Regions from separate parts of the Homo sapiens genome. Here region 2 is linked to region 1. A link is an interaction called in ENCODE POLR2A ChIA-PET data of the cell type or tissue named here. Cell type or tissue: A673. All regions are shown on one strand.

The links. ChIA-PET counts read pairs that join two places held together with the same protein. Peaks named below come from ENCODE experiments on the same cell type or tissue, not always from the same donor. Only the 100,000 strongest peaks of a DNase experiment are listed, where the experiment ranks them.
Region 2: POLR2A ChIA-PET joins it to region 1 with 6 read pairs; 6 of 35 experiments call an interaction of 5 or more read pairs at or near these places.

The regions. Positions count from the first base shown.
Region 1 is chr15:40,730,056-40,732,555 of GRCh38, forward strand. RAD51 (RAD51 recombinase) reads left to right here. Exons shown (of 10, transcript NM_002875.5): 10 at 1,000-2,285. The coding sequence ends at 1,123. Among named protein-coding and RNA genes, the nearest start is that of RMDN3, 24 kb to the right of the region's middle. In A673, no CTCF peak of the experiment used is centred here; a DNase peak (open chromatin) is centred at 1,176; H3K27ac peaks cover 2,003 bases.
Region 2 is chr15:40,801,777-40,804,276 of GRCh38, forward strand. All of the region lies in intron 1 of DNAJC17 (DnaJ heat shock protein family (Hsp40) member C17), which reads right to left. Among named protein-coding and RNA genes, the nearest start is that of ZFYVE19, 4.1 kb to the right of the region's middle. In A673, no CTCF peak of the experiment used is centred here; no DNase peak of the experiment used is centred here.

The DNA of each region.
Region 1 (2,500 bases):
AGCCCTGTTAAAGCTACTGTTGTATAGACACTTAGGAACTCTTGCTAATCTAATTAACATGCTCTCGTTGGTATAGATGTTTTAGTTCATAAAAGAATTAAAAACCCACAAGTGTGGAAGAATGAATATGAGTAATTGATATGCCTCTCCCCTGTTATTTAAAAAATGTTTGGGCTGGGCACAGTGGCTCACACTGGTAATCCCAACACTTTGGGAGGCCAAGGTGATAGGATGGTTTGAGGCCAGGAATTCGACACTAGTAAGGGCAACAAAGTGAGGCCTCTGTCTCTACAAAAAAAAGTAGCTGGTGTGGTGGCGTGTGCCTGTAGTCTTAGCTACCCAGGAGACTGAGGCAGGAGGATCAGTTGAGCATAGGAATTCGAGGCTGTATTGAGCTATGATCACACATCACTGCACTCCAGCCTGGCAAAAGAGCAGGACACTGTCTTGAAAAAATTTTTTTTCTTTTTTTTTTTTTTTTTTTGAGATGGAGTCTCGCTGTGTCACCCAGGCTGGAGTGCAGTGGCACGATCTCGGCTCACTGCAAGCTCCGCCTCCCGGGTTCACACCATTCTCCTGCCTCAGCCTCCCGAATAGCTGGGACTACAGGCACCCGCCACCACACCTGGCTAATTTTTTTGTATTTTTAGTAGAGATGGGGTTTCACAGTGTTAGCCAGGATGGTCTCGATCTCCTGACCTCGTGATCTGCCCAACTCAGCCTCCCAAAGTGCTGGGATTACAGGCGTGAGCCACCATGCCCGGCCTAAATTTTTCTTTTTTTAATGTTTGTTTCAATATGGACAATCCACTGAGAGGGGCCAGGGCAAAAATGGATTCTGCCAGGTTGGAAATGCACTAAGGAAAACAGTACAGAAACATTCCCAGGGTCCTTCTAGGAAGAATATATGTCTAAAAAATTTTCAGCTCTGTTACAAAGTCAGGAACGGAATTGTTTAATTATAATAAATTGGTGCTTTGGTCTGTGTCTTTGGGTCAGATTGTATCTGAGGAAAGGAAGAGGGGAAACCAGAATCTGCAAAATCTACGACTCTCCCTGTCTTCCTGAAGCTGAAGCTATGTTCGCCATTAATGCAGATGGAGTGGGAGATGCCAAAGACTGAATCATTGGGTTTTTCCTCTGTTAAAAACCTTAAGTGCTGCAGCCTAATGAGAGTGCACTGCTCCCTGGGGTTCTCTACAGGCCTCTTCCTGTTGTGACTGCCAGGATAAAGCTTCCGGGAAAACAGCTATTATATCAGCTTTTCTGATGGTATAAACAGGAGACAGGTCAGTAGTCACAAACTGATCTAAAATGTTTATTCCTTCTGTAGTGTATTAATCTCTGTGTGTTTTCTTTGGTTTTGGAGGAGGGGTATGAAGTATCTTTGACATGGTGCCTTAGGAATGACTTGGGTTTAACAAGCTGTCTACTGGACAATCTTATGTTTCCAAGAGAACTAAAGCTGGAGAGACCTGACCCTTCTCTCACTTCTAAATTAATGGTAAAATAAAATGCCTCAGCTATGTAGCAAAGGGAATGGGTCTGCACAGATTCTTTTTTTCTGTCAGTAAAACTCTCAAGCAGGTTTTTAAGTTGTCTGTCTGAATGATCTTGTGTAAGGTTTTGGTTATGGAGTCTTGTGCCAAACCTACTAGGCCATTAGCCCTTCACCATCTACCTGCTTGGTCTTTCATTGCTAAGACTAACTCAAGATAATCCTAGAGTCTTAAAGCATTTCAGGCCAGTGTGGTGTCTTGCGCCTGTACTCCCAGCACTTTGGGAGGCCGAGGCAGGTGGATCGCTTGAGCCCAGGAGTTTTAAGTCCAGCTTGGCCAAGGTGGTGAAATCCCATCTCTACAAAAAATGCAGAACTTAATCTGGACACACTGTTACACGTGCCTGTAGTCCCAGCTACTCGATAGCCTGAGGTGGGAGAATCACTTAAGCCTGGAAGGTGGAAGTTGCAGTGAGTCGAGATTGCACTGCTGCATTCCAGCCAGGGTGACAGAGTGAGACCATGTTTCAAACAAGAAACATTTCAGAGGGTAAGTAAACAGATTTGATTGTGAGGCTTCTAATAAAGTAGTTATTAGTAGTGAATGTGCTGTTTATAGCAATTATTGCAGTGCAAGCTATTTCAAGACAGGGTTTCCATAATCTTTTTGGCACTGTATAGGGGTGATCAGTTTCTGTTGCTTCAAGATTTGAAACCAGAAAGGAAAGTCCCACTTGCAGATGATTGTGCTTAAAAGCTAATGGAAAAATAAAAGAAAGACATACCATGGGTTGCCTTGTGGCCCCCCTTTCCTTTTTTTTTTTTTTTTGTTTTTGAGATGGAGTTTCATTCTTGTTGCCCAGGCTGGAGTGCAATGGCGTGATCTCGGCTCACCACAACCTCCACCTCCTGGGTTCAAGCAATTCTCCAGCCTCAGCCTCCCAAGTAGCTGAGACAACAGGCGCCCGCCACCACGCCCTGCTGATTTTTGTATTTTTAATC
Region 2 (2,500 bases), 72 kb after region 1:
TTGAGTATTTTATTAGAAGTGCTAAATAGGGTTTTCAGGGAGTAGCAAGATCATTCCATTTTCTGTGAGGAGAATTGGAGAGGCTCAATAGATCAGAATGGAATAGGCTGAAAGCAGAAAAAAGTTGGCAGGCTCCTCTAAACATTCAGCTGAGTGGATGGGGGCCTGGGCTGGAGCAGTAGTGGTGGAGACAGAGAGGGTGAACAGGTTTGGGGATTATTTGGGAGGCTGACTCATCAGGACCCGGTGATGTTCTAGATGGCAGGGGTGAGAGGATAGGGAGGTACTGAGAATGACTCCAGGTTCCTAGCTTGAATGGATGGATGGTGGTGCCACAAGATGGGGAAATCCAAGGAAGGAGCAGGTTTGGAGAGAGAATTGAAAGAGTTCAATTTTTTTTTTTTTTTTTTTCGAGACAGATTCTAGCTCCGTCACCCAGGCTGGAGTGCAGTGGCTTGATCTCAGCTCACTGCAACCTCCGCCTCCCAGGTTCAAGCGATTCTCCTGCCTCAGCCTCCCAGTAGCTGGGACTACAGGCACGTGCCACCGCGTCTGGCTAGTTTTTATATTTTTAGTAGAGATAGGATTTCACCCTGTTGGCCAGGCTGTCTAAAACTCCTGACCTCAGGTGATCTGCCTGCCTGGGCCTCTCGAAGTGCTGGGATTACAGACATGAGCCACTGCGCCTGGCCAATTTTTGGATGTAGTAAGATTTAGACCGCTGTGAAACATCCACATGGAGGGATCAAACAGGCAGATAGATACACAGATTTGAGATTCAGAGAAGTAGTCTGAACACAAGTTAAATTTGGTGGTGGTGCTCATCACTACCACTGAACCGCGCTGGACAGGGCCAGGGAGCCTTAGCAGAAGGAGCAGAGGCCTGAGCTGGACATCAGGGCATCAGGGCATCAGGGCATCAGGGTTCTAGTCCCAATTCTGCCACTAACCACCTTCTCCGAGCTGCAGTTTCGCCATCAGTAACACAGGGAGCTTGGCCTCCATTAGGGCTTCTTTGACTTTTGGATTAAAATTCCCTCCTCTGGCCAGGCGTGGTAGCTCATGCCTATAACCCAAACACTTTTCAGAGGCCAAGGCGGGAGGACTGCTTGAACCCAGGAGTTCAAGACCAACCTGGCCAACATGGTGGAACCCGATCTCTACAAAAATACAAAAATTAGCCAGGCATGGCGGTGCACACCTGTGGTCCCAGCTACTTTTGAGGCTGAGGTGGGAGGATTGCTTGAGCCCAGGAGGCAGAGTTTGCAGTGAGCAGTAATCATGCCACTGACTCCAGCGTGGGTAACACAGAGAGACCCTGGGTCAAAAAAAAAAAAAAGAAAAAAAAAGTCCTCCTCTCCTCCAGAATAAATACAAAAAAAAAAAAAATCACGCATGATTTTCAGAGGTTCCTTCACCCAGTTCCTGGAGCCTTTCTGTAGAGGGCAAATTGAGAACTCCTAGGCTATTTGGACAACCAGTTTAGGAGTTCTTCCTTGTATACACTTTAAATATTTGTTTGTCCTCTAGGTTGCCCTATGGCAGCAACCTAGGTTGTCTATGACAGGTATTAAACCATGGTGCGGGGACACCAGGGCCTAGGTTTTTCTTGCTTTCTACCAAAAAGTGTGTTGCCATGAAGCTAGCCAGTGTATCCAAAGTGTAAATGGGAGTAAGTGCTAGAAAGGAGAATGGCTGCTATGAAAAGAAAAATAGGTAAGGCCTCTTTGAGGGTGCCACCTACTTATGCTCCAAAATAGACTGTATGTATTAATATATACATTTGCTTTCTTGGAATGCCCTGCCTCCATCTCCACATGTCCAAACTCTGCCCATTCTTCAAGGCCCCAAATACCTTCTCTCCTGCCTTTATTCCTTCTCTCAAACTAATAGCAATCTCAGCCTACACTGAACATCCACAGCACTTTGTACCCCTCTTAAGGAACTCACCATGTCTCCCTTGTATGCGTGAATCTTGCCCCCCCATTAAAGGCAGGAGCAGCACCTGTTACCCTTTATAGAGTGGCTTCACACCTATCCCTTATCTCATCTGAGTTAGAACTGGATCCCAGCCACCACTGCCCAGCTCAGACCTTGGTCTCTTGCCTAGACACCAGCCCCATCTGACCCCCTAGTGGCAGCTCTTCCATTCCTCCCACCCCCACCCATTTTCATTATGCACACTAGTGTTGAATTTTCTTTTCTTTTTTAAGAGTGGCAGGGTCTCACCCTGTCATCCAGGCTGGAATACAGTGGCAAAATCATAGCTCACTGAAACTTCCCAGGCTCAAGTGATCCTCCCACCTCAGCCTCCCATGTAGCGGGGACTACAGGTGCGTAACACCCTGCCCAGCTTTTTTTTTTATATATAGAGAGAGAGACAGGCTCTCACTACGTTTCCCAGGCTGGTCTCAAACTCCTGGCCTCAAGCGTTCCTTCCACCTTGGCCTCCCAAAGTGCTGGGATTGCAGGTGTGAGCCATCACACTCAGTCAAATACT